Regions from separate parts of the Homo sapiens genome. Here region 2 is linked to region 1. Evidence: read pairs that join two places in POLR2A ChIA-PET (ENCODE). Cell type or tissue: PC-3. All regions are shown on one strand. Links, peaks and the distances in the headings refer to the core of each region. The heading gives the core; the rest is flanking DNA.

Region 1 (8,390 bases), core at 1-5,000:
TAGTACATAACTCTTCCATCAAACTCCATGAAACTGGGTGTTTCTTGCCTATGCAAAATCATCTAAATCCCCTCCCACCCACGCCATAGGAATTTTAGAATTAGGACTTTTTTGTAAGCCTGAACTAAGTTGTAGTCATATAACAAAGCAAAATATGGTGGGCAAAATGTGGTATGAGCTTTGAAATGAAATGAACTTGGGTTTAAATCTTGTTCCATGGTTTATTAATCAGGAGATCTTGGGCAAGCTGATTCTATGCCCATTGTTCAACTCCTGCTGCTAAAATCTGAGATCCCGTCAGAGCTGCCTTTCTCAGTCTCAGGAGCAGTCTCAGCTCTCACCTGGGTTTTTTTCCCATTTGAGGAAATTAGTCCCAGCTCAACAATCCTCTAGGTTAAAAGAATCATAAACAGAATGCTTAACATATATTAGTGAGTTTGACTTACGATGTTGTTAATGTTAAGAGTCATAAACATAAACATACTGCCCACTAAAATTTTAGTCAATAAAAGTCAGAGTTAGTGGAAAGATTTAAAATATGTTCTCAGCTCTGTACTTTGTTTATGTGATAACTTGATCTTCTCTAGTACCGCAAGACCATTTCAGTTCCATCTCCAAATTCAAATGTCTCCAGTTAACAGTTTATAACAATACTGAGCAAAGTTGGTTCGTGTTGCCAAAAGTGTCCTACCTTTTAAAGAAAAATCTTGGTAATTGGAGAAGCAAACAGCTGAACACATTGGATTTGAGCAACACAAGTCAGAATAACTTAAATTTAAGGGTATGTATGGGTGTTGGAATAAGACAAACCTGCCTTCAAGCCTCACCCCTCCACTTATTATTAGCCAAACAATCATAGGCAGTTCTTTAATCTGACTGTCTCTCAGTTACCTCATCTGTAAAAATGAGAATAACACAGTTCCAAAGGATCACCATGAGAATTAAATGAGGAAACATAATGAAAATGCCCAGAATGGCACCTGGCACATTGGAGGTACTCAGTAAATGTCTGCATCTTTTTCCTCTAGACTATCACTTCAGTCACCCTTATCTTTTCCTGGAGTTAGAGCACCACATTTCTTTTTAAAAGCTTACCACTCAAAAAGTAAAGCTGTATTAACACAATAGATCTCTTAAAGCTTATGTCTAGATGCTTTATTTTCTTCCACTATATAAGCTTTCTTTTTTAATGCCTAACAATTCCATTTGCATTCACATGTAAAAAAATGTACTATAACCATTAATATGAATGCCATTTCTAATACTATCCAAATCGGTGGAGTTTGGAGTTTGAAGTTTGAAGTTTAGGTTTAGGGGAAGACACCAGTTGTGTAAACAGGCATTTATTAAGGACTTAGAAAGGCTAAGATCAGCCAATCTTCAATATGAAAAAAAAAAGTAAATATTTACTTGTAGCTATTTCTTTTCTTTGTTAAATTTATTAAAAAAAAAAAAGGGCTCACTGTGGTGGCTATGCCTGTAATTTGGAAGGCCAATTCAGGTGGAGCACTTGAGCCCAGGAGTTCAAGACTAGCCTGGGCAACATGATGAAACTCTGTCTCTACAAAAATATACAAATATTAGCCGGGCGTGGTGGTGCATGCCTGTAGTCCCAGCTACTCAGGAGGCTGAGGTGGGAAGATCACTTGAGCCAGGGAGGTCGAGGCTGCAGGGAGCTGTTATCATGCCACTGTACTCCAGCCTGGGTGACAGAGAGCCTGTCGCAAGAAAAAAAAAAAAAAGTAAAACAAAATTATGTGTAGACCTAATTTCTTTATTAGATTTATTCTAAAACACTTAGGCATTATTTACTCCAATGTTTACAAAAAAAATGTATCTTTGACATGGCAGTGATCACGTTACATGTTACTAGTATTTCTTTCCAAAAAAATAGGAAATGAGATCACTTGGCAAAAAGGGAAGTTGCTATGTTAGAAATGACTGAACTGATGCGTGCATTTAATTGTGTCTTGTGGTAAACAAGACTCACACCAAGCAATAAGTCAAATGACTAAGGGAAAAAAAGAAAAGTTTTCATGCTGATTCAAAGGTGGTTATGATTCTGTAGTGATATGTAGTGATGTTTTTCTTATTTTCTCAAAAGTTTCTTTATTATTTTGATCTATTATTTTTATAAATAGATGTAAAATTTTTAAAAGCTCAGTTGAGATAAAACTCTTAGCAACTTGAAGAAAGTGACTTAGGGAAAAAAAGCAGTTACTATGCTATAATTTCTATATTTTGTTTCTCACAACTCTCCTAAAACTTTTATTTTTAAAGTTTTTGTTTCACAATATGAGCTTCATCTTAACTGCATCTTTCTCCTCACTTTGGCCTTGGGGTGACTGAAGTATTTAAGACAAAGTTTAACCCACATAGACATTCCACATTGATGGATTCCATTGAAATGATGAGCTCTCCACCCATTTGTGTAACCATTTATTGATATTTGTCTCACCCACTTGACTGGAAATTCCACAAAATCAGAGACTACAACTGCTTTATTTAGACTGTGTTCCAGCTTCCAGATTAGTGCCTGCATGTAACAATGTTCTACAAACATTTCTTGAATGAAAGCAGAAATTTCCCAGTTCTTGCAACCTATCCAAACAAGAACAATGTCAACGAAAGAAAACGAAAATGCTTATCTTTGTTTTTGTTCTCCCTTGGGGACAATTATTTTATTTCCATGAACAGAGAAGAACTTAGCATGGAAAATACAGTTTTAGTTAGTGCTCTAATTTAGCAGTGGTGGATAGATAAAGCAGTAAACTGTGCAGCCAAACAGCAGTTTCATTCCACTGGTGAATTAACCATCCGATATCTTCTAGGCTCCTTGAAGGCAAGGGTAAGAAATAACAGGTTAGGATACAGTGGCATAAAGGATGGTGAGCAGCATGCGGGAAGTCCTGGCAACTGAAGTCCACCACTGGGGGAGAGGCTCTGCTGCTTGCTCTTTCCCATCAACTGCATTTCACAGAACTGTGGAGACTCCAAGGGACCACACACTGTTTCTGGAGGCCAGAGAGTGAATATAAATGGTGTTCTATAGGTTTTGTCTAATTAACGTTGACTGTGCTAAGACTAAAACAGTTTAGCTTCCATTTTAAGTATTATCTCAGTGGTTCTTAACCTTTCTTACTTTAACCATTTAAGTCTTTGAAAATATAATGAAAGTTTTATACCTTCTGCTCAGCCTCAAGGATGAATGCTGGCATGAAGTTTCAGGGAGTTTACTGAACTCCCTTATAAACCCCTAAGGGCTAAAATCAGTAAAGGGTAAGTTGGAGGTATTACATTTGACAATAATGAGCTAATCCTATGTGTACTACCTTTAAGTCAAATCAATTGAAAGAGAAGTGGCATTTTCTGAATGGTGCCTGCTCTTTCTGGATATGTCCTGGACAGAATTCAGAAAACGTTTTTTGAAGTTTTCAAAAGAGAAAGTGGAGATGGATAAGGAGCAGAATGAGGAGGAAGAGAACACTCATGGTATATAAAGGCAAGATTTGAGTGACCTTTCATATTCTTGTGACCTATAAGAGTAAGACCCAAATCCATCTAGAAAAAGATCAAAACTGAGTACTACTTTCAACTGAGGTAGCCTCCTTCACAAATCTACTGAAAAGCAGTGTCAATGGCAAAAGGAGGCTGAAGAGAAGGGTTACATTTTAGTTCTTCCATAATTCTCTTCATTTCCCCAAAATAGATATATTCAAGAAAAGCTACATAATTATTTCACATAAAAAGAAAACAAAATTAAAAAATAATTCAGATTGTGTATGAGTTTTGAGATACTGGCCAATCTCTCAGCATTCCTCAAATTTATGGCAAAATAAGGACATAAAACTTCTTTATCTCTTTCAGTATAACCTGGTGCCCCCAAATTGTCTGATTTCCAGATTTGAGCCCTTTTCATTTTTAGGTGGCTTATTCTCTCATCTAGCATTTATCTCAAAACTCATTTAGAATGTTTTTTGACTGCATCACCTTACTTGTCTATATTAAATCACTCCATGTGGTCCCTAAACCAGGAAGGAGGAAATCACCACTCACAGATGCTATTGGAGTTTTGAAACAAAGGAAAAGCTGTCTGCTCCAAACTTGCTGGATGAACTTTTTATGCACTTCCTTTCCCCCAAGAGTGGGAGGTGGACCTGGAAAACACAACTGGCACCATCTCCTACAAAGCTGGATATAAAAGCAAAATGGGAAGGGTGGGTGGGGGAGGTAGGTAAGAAATAACACAACCAGCCAGAAAAACAGGACCATGAAAGCACATCATCAAGAGACCCAAAGATAAATGAAGCAGGTACTAGAAAGCCAAGGTTAATGAGAAAAGTTAAAAATAGCACATTTCTTTTCTAGGTTTGACTTGCTTGGACTTTAGCAATGGGTATACAAAGTTCTCACTCAAGAATAATTGTACTTACAGAATCTTATTACTGAGTACTTCATGTTTTATTTTTGTAATATTCACAACAACCCTATATTTTAGTATTAAATATCGCCATTTAAAAGATAAGAAAACAAACTTAGGTTAAGTATTTAATAACTTGCAGAAGGTCATCCAGCAAGTAGGAAACAGAGTTAGGATTAGAACCTAAGCAGAGAGTCCAGAATTCTGTGCTGTCTCAGGGGGTTTCTCTCATGTGTCTGTAAGACTTACAGACTTTCCTTTGAGCACATTTATCTTCTTTCTCCCCTCCTCTCCTGCCAGATTAGACTTAGAAGACTGGAGAAGAGAATCTTGATTCAGTGAGGGGAGAGGGACATCATAACCCAGTAGAAGGACGAGTCCCTCCTATCGAGGCCTCAGGTTTTTCATTTGTAAAATGATGGGGTTTGCCTATACAGCTCTTCTGACTGTTTTATTACCCTGTAAGCTAAGGTATGTGAAATGGAGAACTTCCTCTGGGAAACTTGCCCACTTGTACCAGCAGAGGACACTTACCCAACTCTCAGATTTAGCAAAACTGTAAGAGAATATGTACTCGTCCTTCAATGTGGCTAACTAAACATTGCCATTTGCAAAGTTCTCTTCAACCAAGAGGAGAAGGGCATGGGTTCAATGAAGTAAGGAGCTGTAATTGGAGGCCATGGTGATGGTGTGCATTACCATCAGACGCCTATTCCCTGCCCCCAAGAAAAGAAGGAAGTGCTTCCTGCGCTCTTCTCTTGCCGACACTGTTTCCTCTTGCCTGATTTCCTCATGACTCTCAGACAAGTTGCAACCGTTTAACCTGTCGTTGTGAAACAAGTAATGTGGTTGGAGTTGGAAAAATACTAAGAAAAAAAAGTAAGAAAGAAGGAAATAAACCCAACTGATTTGCTCTGAAGCAAAAGCATCAAACTTAGTGAATATTGCTTGAAAATATATGTAGAGAGGCTTAACTTTCCCATCACTCATCCATTTAACAGATATTTACAGAACACTTTCTATATCCCAAACACTTTTCTAGGTGCTTGGGAAAGGTTAATGAATATCACAAATAGAAATGCCTACCCTTAGGAAGTGCCTTCGGTGAATAAATGTTATGAAAAAATAAACATAAAACAGATGGGGGAATTAGGGGAGTCAGGTGTGTGAGGAGTGAGCAGACTGCAGCATTGGAGAGTCAGAGGAAGCCTCCTTGAGAGATTGATGCCGAGCTACAAATGGAAGAAAGTAGGAATTGGCTCTGACTATGTGGGCGAGCATTCCAGGCAAAGGGACAGTGAGAGTTAACAGTTAGTTGGGAGCATGACTGGCGTGTATGAGGAACAGTAAGGAGGCCAGTGTGGCTGGAGCAGGGAGAGCTGGTGAATGGGAAAGGAGGACAGACAGCAAGTGGCCACACTAGATAGGCCTTGCGGGTCATCGCAAGGATTCCAGCTTTCACTCTGTGGGGAGAACCATTGCAGTGTCTTTGGAAAATCAGTGACATGATCTGACACTCTGACAGCTAGGGTAAAAAGGAGTATGGCAGGAGGAAGGGAAGCAAAGCAGGATAACCAGTTAGAGGGCATGATGGAAATCCAGGAGAGAGATGATAATTGCTTACATTAGACAAGCGTGGTGACTAGTGGTCAAATTCTGGATAATTTAAGGTAGAGACAGCACAAAACCCTGAAGGATTAGGTATAAGACATGAGAAAAAGACAAAAGTCACAGACGATGAAGACTTCAGGTGTGAGCAATTGGAAGGATGGAGCAACTAAACTAAAGTTGCAGAATTATTTGAATGTGGGGCAACTCTTGCTTGATAGAGCTCTTCTGACCACATCCTCAGTGGATATCCTCAATTAGGCAATTAGGCCCATAGTTGTGTGACCCAGTGGCTATGGCTGGTGGTGGAAATAATGAGGAGGCACGGAGGCAGATAGAGGGGTGGGGGGCAGGGTAATATTTATTGTCTTCCAGCTCCTGTACTGGGTTCTTTATAAAAGTTAATTCATTTAATTCTCATCACAAATTTATGTGCTTGGCGCTATTATCTCCATTTTTATGTTTAAGAAAACAGGCTCAGGGAGTTAAAATTGTACACACATAGCAAGCAAGCAGCTGGACCCAAACCTGAATTTAAATCAGCACCCAGGTCTCTGGCCCCAAAGCTTGAGCTCTCTTCCCTCTGCAGAATGAAGTCCAGCCTGGGTAGAGCTCTGGCAGCCCACTTAGTGTTCATGTCCCAGTGGCCCAAGTCTTGAAAACTAGTTTAACAAAACTCTTTTAAGCTTAGTAAATAAGGTTGCAAGAGCATCAGGAAAAGTTTCTGACGGGTCTGAATTTTGTGCTTAAAAGGGTGAAACATGCCCAGTGACCTCACCTCCATTAAATCTATTCAATGACATCTGTGGTTTGTAAACAGTTCATCAAATGGGCGGGGTGGGAGGAGTATATTTGTCCAGGGCTTTGCATTCACAAAAACCCTTAAAGCTGATCTTCAGTGTTATTAACAAATAAGGTCAAGCTGCCAGCCAGAGATATTTTGATAAGATTGAAAACAGAAGACACATAATACTTAACTTTAAAATCTTATCCTGTCCTGAACATAGAATCTGAGTATACTACGAAGTGCTTATACTTTTAATACCACAAATACATTGCAATATATTTGTGCAATCTAAACATGTTAATTTATTAAATATAGGCAGTTAATGTATTTGTAAAAGTTTTATAATTTTGTTGTGACATTTCTCTTCTTTCTCTTTAAAATATTGATATTATTTAAAAAGAAGAATAAGAAAAGAAAGGCGATGACTCAGGCCCACCTTGACCTTCACAAGGGCTCTGTAGTAGAAACTTACAACACAACAAGCCACCACCTACCTTAATAAATATACCACAGTGAGGGAAAAAGAAATTCAGGAAAAATGACATATTTTTCTCTTTTCTGTGGTAAGTAAGTGTCCAAGTACAGGTCTTAAGCTCTGCACAAATTCCAACTTGGATGTTTTTGGAATCTTGGAGCTTGGTAAGGTAACGTATAGTAAGCCCTTAATCATATCTAGTTGGCAATATAGAAAGATTTCTAAAAGGAAAAGGCTCAAACAAGAAATCCTTCTGATAGTCAGTGTATCCCAGTATAAGCCCCACCTTGTGGTCAGAAGGCAGCACTGTCACACTCCCATCCACAGAAGAACTGCTGAAAGGCAGGGCTGGGAGAGTTTCAGTAAATGCAGCCAGAATCTTAGGCAAGCACGTTGTCCTCTATTTCTCAGCTTTTCTCATTTCTGTGGAATGGTACCAGTTCACTTGCTCATTTCCTCTGTGTATGTGTATGTGTGTGCTGTTGTTGGATTTAAACACTGGAGCTTGTCATTTTCTGCATCCACCTCCTCCCAGTTTCATCTTCATTGGAACTTCCACGTCTCTGAAATTAGGCCTCCCAGCAGGGCCCAGTAGCTCACACCTATAATCCCAGCACTTTCGGAGGCCGAGATGGGTGGATCGCCTAAGGTCATGAGTTCGAGACCAGCTTGGCCAACTTGGCAAAATCCCGTCTCTACTAAAAATACAACAATTATCTGAGTGTGGTGGCAGGCACCTGGAATCCCAGCTACTCAGGAGGCTGAGGCAAGAGAATCACTTGAACCCAGGAGCCAGAGGCTGCATTGAGCCAAGATTGCACCACTGCACTCTAGCCCGGATATCAGAGTAAGACTCCATCTCAAAGAAAAGAAAAAGACAAAAAAAAAAAAAAGAAAGAAAGAAAGAAATTACACCTCCCAGGTTAAAACAAACCTGTTTCTTCTTCCATTTACAGTGTTAGGATCAAGAGGACTTGATCAGAATCCCCTTAGTTTGTGAACACCACGAAGACTGAGGTGCAGCCTCAGCAACACTGGCTGGTCAGAGACACTTGTGGCTGTGGACTCTGTGTGTGTGTGTGTGTGTGTGTGTGTGTGTG
Region 2 (7,743 bases), core at 2,744-7,743, 100 kb before region 1:
AAATTGTCAAGTTCACATAGCTGGAAATACACAAAACTAGATTTGAAATGCAATTGCTCTAATTCTGTACTGCACCACAAAATATAAAGAAGTATAATTAGCTTCTCTTGCTGGAAGTAAGTCAACTAGTTTTCTCTTTATCTAACCCTAGAGGTAGATTAAAAACAAACATAAATTTATGTGTTAGAGAAACGTCTCTGTTAAAAATACAAAAAATTAGCTGGGTGTGGTGGCAGGCACCTGTAGTCCCAGCTACTCAGGAGGCTGAGGCAAGAGAATGGCATGAACCCAGGAGATGGAGCTTGCAGTGAGCTGAGATTGCGCCACTGCACACCAGCCTGGGCAACAGAGCGAGACTCCGTCAAAAAAAAAAAAAAAAAAAAAGTGGATTTTCCAGAGAAGCGTCCTTGCAACTTATCTATGTTTCAGAAACAGAACTTTGAAATTTGTAGAAACAAAATTATACACCCAAACTCTAGGTCTTTCTATGTTCTTATCTCACTCCACATATTTGAGGTATGAACAATCCTTCTTAGGAATATAACATTAATTTTTCTGACTAAGAATGAACCAGGACTGTCAGCCAAAATCCAAATCATGGTACCTTCTCCTCCTCTTCCTTGATTTAGTCAGGGAGGCAACTAGAAATCCCCAAGTGCTCCTTCCATCTGGTAAATTTCTCATTTTGTAACATACAGGAAGGTATTTTGAAGTTATATACAACATGAGAGTTATCCACAGCAATTATTTTCCTTAAGCAAGAATTAAAATCATGATAGAAAAACAAAGCCACTAGTCATATTTTATCATAGATCTTGTCATACCTTCAGGAATTGAAGGATTATATGAATGCGTCACACATAGAGGCAAACAGGAAATTCTGGTATAATGAAGGACATTAATTATACATTTAAAATTGTCTGGATTGGAGCAGTAACAGAGTAGATTTTAGCTGAGCATTTGTTCAATATCTAGTGACTTTATACATAAGATAGAGTTTCAGACGGATAACAGAGTGAAAATAGTATTTAGGGGTTAGTATGAAGAAACTAGAAGACTTATCCCTAGGATATTTACATTAGATTAAGTTTCCCCAAATATGTTAGTCCTTGAGTTTGCTAGTAGAAAGATCAACTAGGAATGGTTGAAAGAGTGAACAGTAGCTATCATTGAGTTGCTTGTATAGGTTACTCTTCAGTAATATACTGTAATCTATTTTCTCTATAGAGTGACCATTTGCGGAATGGGCCTGACAACTAGAATTGCAAGAATATTAGAAATCATGTTTCATTCTATTTCTATGAACAAACTAAACTTACAAGTGTTGCTTCTTAAAAAAACAGAGCTTGATGATAAAAACAAACAAACAAACAAAAAAACAAACAAACAAAAAACCATTGAGACAAGCCTGGCCGACATGGTGAAACTACATCTCTACTAAAAATACAAAAAATTAGCTAGGCGTGGTGGTGCATGCCTGTAGTCCCAGCTACATGGGAGGCTGAGGCAGGAGAATCACTTGAACCTGGGAGGCGGAGGTTGCAGTAAGCCGAGATTGTGTCACTGAACTCCAGCCTGGGTGACAGTGAGACTTGGTCTCAAAAAAAAAAAACAAAAACAAAAAACTAACCAGCAATGTTTATTTCCTTATGAAGCTTATATTTCACCTGTACAAAGGGCATTTAATATTCTTTAATCTTTTATAATCAAGCATTTTTCAATAAGTATTTTGGAGTTAATGTGACATAGCAGGGATTGTTTTAAACACTGAAATTTAGAGCTCATTTTTGTAATTTGGTTTGCTTTCTAGTATTTCCCCAGAATTACTGTATCATCCATAAGTTCAAAAAAAATACCATTTGAGAGAGCAAAAAGAGACCACAGAAGTTTAATGCATTTTAAAAAATTAGAGATATTTTGTACTTTTTTATTGTTGAAAAAATGATTAGAAAACCCATCTCTGAAGCTACTTTTTAAGTTTTTTCATATCTTTGTGTCTCTTTCTCTCTCTGTTATTTAAATATATCAATATATAATAATTAAAAAATATTAATCCAATTTATATTTTATATATAAAGAGAGAGATAAAACATACAGGAAAGCCTAGGTTAGATATACTAAAGTATACAAGTACGTGCCAATATAAACATATATAATATATTAATCCAGCTGCAGTGTGAATGTATGTATACACATACTAATTCGGTTAGTCTTCTTCGTTTCATTTTCTTGCTTTTCCTAAGAACAGGTATTTTATATGAAACGACACTTTTAATACTAGAGAAACAGAGAGACTTGTTTAACCAGATCACTCATTTGTTTAAATATACACTATGTGCTAGGCATTGTACCAGGAACTGAGATAAAGATGATAAACATTGTCCCTGCTCTCATAGAACTTACAGTGAAGCTAGAATAGATAGACTCTAAACACATGACCACATGTCTATATGCTCTATAAACTCTAAAGTCACCTTCATGAGAAAATGTTATGAATAAAAAGTACAGAGTGCTATGACAGTATATAAAAGGGATCTTAATCTGGGAGGAGTAAGAGTTATAAAGATTGTATCAAGAAAATGATATGTAAGCTATCCCCAAAGGAAGGAAAGATGGGAGGTAGCTAAGTGAAAATGAGGGGTGGGTGGATTACACATGCTAAAGCCCTGTTGGATTACCTGTAGACAAGAAGGAGAAAAGAAGGTGAACAAATTACAATTTAATCAAAATCTACCATGAGCCAGATTATTGATTTTAGTATAACATCTGACTACCTGAGGGTCAGGATAACTTATTAATTCATTAAGTCATTCCATGCCACACATTTGGAATGCAGAGTTGGATGAAATATGGTCGATGTTCTAGGAGAGCTCTTAATACAGTTAGATGAAGAAACCTATAAACAAATAAAAGCAATGGAATATATTTGTTGTAGTGCAGATGTCTAGAAGATGCTATGAGAACACCAAGATGCAAACCACAAGCTTTGCTGAGTGTGCCAAGGAAAATTCACGAAGGAGATATTGCTTGAACTGAGTTCTGAAGGATGAATAAGCCTCCTCTTATACGCAGGAAAACGTAAATGCTTTCCAGGTAGAGACCCTAGCAAATACAAAGTCATGAGCCTGGGGAAAGAACATGCCTAGTTAGGGAACTGAACGCCTGACTATAGTGAATGTGAGGCACAAGGGAAGTTGAAGTACTGATGATCAGGAGTGAGATGAGACAGAACCTCATTCATCATGTTTAGCAACTTTTATTTCATGTCTAGGAAACAGGGAGCCATTTAAGAATTTAGATAGGAAAATCTTATCCTATTTGTGTTTTCTAAAGACCCCAGAGGCTATTGGTGCTGTGAAGGAGTAACTGGAAGGGGGCTGAACATGGAGAAAAGTTGAACCAATGCAATGGTATTGGGGAATGAGGGCCCTCTCTGCCAGCCAGAGAAGAGCAGAGGTAATATTTTGAATAATGTAGAATTAAAGATAAATAGTAACTGTATAAGAAGGAGAAACAACATCAGTGGTTTAGAAATCTTTTATTGTTTCTCCAAATGACAATACAAGTACCAAAAACCAACATGACACACAGGAAAAAATAAAAGTGCAATTTTAATATAGTGAATGTGATACATGTATAATTCCTCATAACAAAATGGTCAAAACCTTTAAAAGATCCACAATAGATATCTGAAAATCTTAGCAATGCTATATATATTTTGAGGACTAAATGATGAATTTATATTCAAATTGTTCAAATATATTTTCAAAACTTTCAGAGCACAGATCATTGTTAATTTTGCTTTTATTTAAAAAACCAAGAGAATACATTTCTATGTAAATTAGCAATCAGGAATTTATCTGTTTTTGGGCTTCTTCATCTATCTAAAGTGTATATTTAGTGACCAGAATTATAGTCATCCTATAGTGAAAAAATAGCATACAAAATCAAAGTTTAATGAGTAAATCATGACATTATGCCATACTAAGAAGACATCAAACGTCTAAAACCATAGGAAGAGAATATATTAGCCCTTACAGAACTTAAATTTTTAGAAATTCTGAATAAGGAAATATATTCTGCACAGATAACGGTATGACACACCCAGTGTTCTAATACAGTACAACTTAAATAGCATCCTAGGGTAAAGAGTAACATATTCCCCAAGAAACAGAACTAAAATATTTCCTATTTTATGAGAAGAGTGAGTAAGAACAACAGGATACCTCCCTCAACAGCACACTAATAAAACATTATTTCCATACGAAATCCACAGCCTTTTCGGTAAGACTTTAAGGAATGTATGATAGAAATACAATAGTTATCTTCAATTCAATATTCATTGAAAGACTAATAACCAGTGATTCTTTGCTCACAATATGGTCAATTGCCAAAGGGTTCAATAACTTATCAGGTAAAATAACAGTAAATAGTGGAAATACTATATTAGTACTTCATTAGCTGAGCTGTAAACTTCAGGGAGAAGCGTAGGCTTTCCCCCACACTCTTCAAAGTAGGGAATCCATGTAGAAAATGGAAAAAAACCAACCCTTCCTTCTTATTCTTACTGGGTCCAGGGATCTCCAGAAAACTGCTCCGCTGAAGACTGGGCAATTTTATGATGCATGGTCTTTTTTGTTACTCAGTTTTTCTTGTTTCCACTGTTGAGAAAAGAGTTATATTAGTATAACCAATTCCCACACTCTTGTATGCTACATTTGGTTTTCAAAAGCGTTTGGTGGGGGAAAAAAATCAATAAAAGCAAAGAGCAGACAAAAAATAGATGTCAGTAATGAGCTCTGTGTAATTGTTCAGGCATGTAAGATTGGTGATAAAGGTTTACCCAGAACATTCCAGAAAAAAAGTTTCCTTATTCTTCTTAACAACCTTATAATTCTAAGCATAGTCTAAATCCTACAGAGAGAATAAGGACATTGTGAAGTATATGCTTTCCATAGAAGATATTAAAACACCACAAAGATCAAAGGGACAAATACCTGTCCAAAATTTTCTGGATGACTTTCTTTAGAAAAGGGGCTTCCGGGTCCAGACAAACTTGCTTCCCGTTCTTCAGGGAGGCTCTGAAGTAAAGAAAAAGAGGATGCACCCATGAGCCACAAAGGTTGACGACCCAGGCTGGAGGACTTGCCTAAGTCACAGTGGACACAGCAACACAGGAGAACTTACACCACTTCCACCTTGGAGCACTGCGGGCCTGCGGGGAACACCTGCAGTTTACCAATCGTTTTGGGGTTTACTCTCAGCGTAACGCGTAAACAAGTGCAACGCAGCTCTGTCAGCACAGCAGAGACAGGACCAGCTGGGGAAGAAAGACATTTTTATAGGGCAGGTTGCTGGGAGAGTTCCCTGGAACGCAGCGGCCCCGCAGAGGCTGGGATGCACCCCAGTGCCAGGAGCTCTCACCGCTGGCGAGGGGCCCCGGCGGCGTCAGCAGGAGCAGCAGCGCGAGCAGCGCGCACAAGGAGCCCGAAGGACCCGGGACACGGGCCGCGCGGCTGGACGGGAGGCTCATAGTGGTCAAGAGAGGGTTCGCGGGTTCCTGAGCTGGGTGGAGGCGCGGAGACTGGAGGATACAGAGCACTTTGGTTTCCTCGTGCCTTCTGCACTCCCTTTATCTGCATTCATCCCTCCCGACTGGCAGGAAACTCAAGCTTTGGGATGCTGGGGAAATTCCCTGAACTCAGGGGGCAGTGTGGAAAGAAGGGGTTGGTGGAGGGGGGCGGGAGGATGGGAATTGGTGGGGTGGGTGGCTGGGAGGAGCTGCCTGCTCCCTTAAGGGGGAGGACATTTTAGCCCCGCCCCGCGGTGGAGGGAGCTGTGGCTCCAGCCAAAATAGAGCAGCGATTCAGCAGGGTCTCATCCCCTGGGCTTGAGGGGTTAGCGAGGCTGGCTTCTCTGAGGCACGCAGCTGTCTGGGAGATGCTCCTCCTCTCCAATGGCCAGGACAATTAGGCAGGAGAAGGAAATAAAGGGTATTCAATTAGGAAAAGAGGAAGTCAAATTGTCCCTATTTGCAAATTACATAATTGTATATCTAGAAAACCCCATGGTCTCAGCCCAAAATCTCCTTAAGCTGATAAGCAACTTCAGCAAAGTCTCAGGATACAAAATCAATGCACAAAAATCACAAGCATTCTTATACACCAATAACAAACAAACAGAGACATGGTCTCAGCCCAAAATCTCCTTAAGCTGATAAGCAACTTCAGCAAAGTCTCAGGATACAAAATCAATGCACAAAAATCACAAGCATTCTTATACACCAATAACAAACAAACAGAGAGCCAAATCATGAGTGAACTCCCATTCACAATTGCTTCAAAGAGAATAAAATACCTAGGAATCCAACTTACAAGGGACATGAAGGACCTCTTCAAGGAGAACTACAAACCACTGCTCAATGAAATAAAAGAGGATACAAACAAATGGAAGAATATTCCATGCTCATGGGTAGGAAAAATCAATATCGTGAATATGGCCATACTGCCCAAGGTAACTTATAGATTCAATACCATCCCCATCAAGCTACCAATGACTTTCTTCACAGAATTGGAAAAAACTACTTGAAAGTTCATATGGAACCAAAAAAGAGCCCGCATGGCCAAGTCAATCCTAAGCCAAAAGAACCAAGCTGGAGGCATCACGCTACCTGACTTCAAACTATACTACAAGGCTACAGTAACCAAAACAGCATGGTACTGGTACCAAAACAGAGATATAGATCAATGGAACAGAACAGAGCCCTCAGAAATAATGCCGCATATCTACAACTATCTGATCTTTGACAAACCTGAGAAAAACAAGCAATAGGGAAAGGATTCCCTATTTAATAAATGGTGCTGGGAAAACTGGCTAGCCATATGTAGAAAGCTGAAACTGGATCCCTTCCTTACACCTTATACAAAAATTAATTCAAGATGGATTAAAGACTTAAACGTTAGACCTGAAACCATAAAAACCCTAGAAGAAAACCTAGGCATTACCCATTCAGGACATAGGCATGGGCAAGGTCTTCATGTATAAAACACCAAAAGCAATGGCAACAAAAGCCAAAATTGACAAATGGGATCTAATTAAACTCAAGAGCTTCTGCACAGCAAAAGAAACTACCATCAGAGTGAACAGGCAACCTACAAAATGGGAGAAAATTTTCGCGACCTACTCATCTGACAAAGGGCTAATATCCAGAACCTACAATGAACTCAAACAAATTTACAACAAAAAAACAAACAACCCCATCAAAAAGTGGATGAAGGACATGAACAGACACTTCTCAAGACATTTATGCAGCCAAAAAACACATGAAACAATGCTCACCATCACTGGCCATCAGAGAAATGCAAATCAAAACCACAATGAGATACCATCTCACACCAGTTAGAATGGCAATCATTAAAAAGTCAGGAAACAACAGGTGCTGGAGAGGATGTGGAGAAATGGGAACACTTTTACACTGTTGGTGGGACTGTAAACTAGTTCAACCAGTGTGGAAGTCAGTGTGGCGATTCCTCAGGGATCTAGAACTACAAATACCATTTGACCCAGCCGTCCCATTACTGGGTATATACCCAAAGGACTATAAATCATGCTGCTATAAAGACACATGCACACGAATGTTTATTGCAGCACTATTCACAATAGCAAAGACTTGGAACCAACCCAAATGTCCAACAATGATAGACTGGATTAAGAAAATGTGGCACATATACACCATGGAATACT

The links. ChIA-PET counts read pairs that join two places held together with the same protein. Peaks named below come from ENCODE experiments on the same cell type or tissue, not always from the same donor. Only the 100,000 strongest peaks of a DNase experiment are listed, where the experiment ranks them.
Region 2: POLR2A ChIA-PET joins it to region 1 with 11 read pairs; 2 of 35 experiments call an interaction of 5 or more read pairs at or near these places.

What each region holds. Positions count from the first base shown.
Region 1 is chr4:73,728,948-73,737,337 of GRCh38, reverse strand. No RefSeq gene overlaps it. Among named protein-coding and RNA genes, the nearest start is that of CXCL8, 7.4 kb to the left of the region's middle. In PC-3, for the core only: no CTCF peak of the experiment used is centred there; DNase peaks (open chromatin) are centred at 1,947 and 2,397; H3K4me3 peaks cover 405 bases; H3K27ac peaks cover 3,413 bases.
Region 2 is chr4:73,834,541-73,842,283 of GRCh38, reverse strand. CXCL6 (C-X-C motif chemokine ligand 6) reads right to left here and starts at 5,606. Exons shown (of 4, transcript NM_002993.4): 1 at 5,425-5,606; 2 at 5,188-5,320; 3 at 4,998-5,081; 4 at 3,524-4,661. The coding sequence starts at 5,533. The coding sequence ends at 4,643. RefSeq lists a silencer at 5,338-5,632. In PC-3, for the core only: no CTCF peak of the experiment used is centred there; no DNase peak of the experiment used is centred there; H3K4me3 peaks cover 3,067 bases; H3K27ac peaks cover 3,208 bases.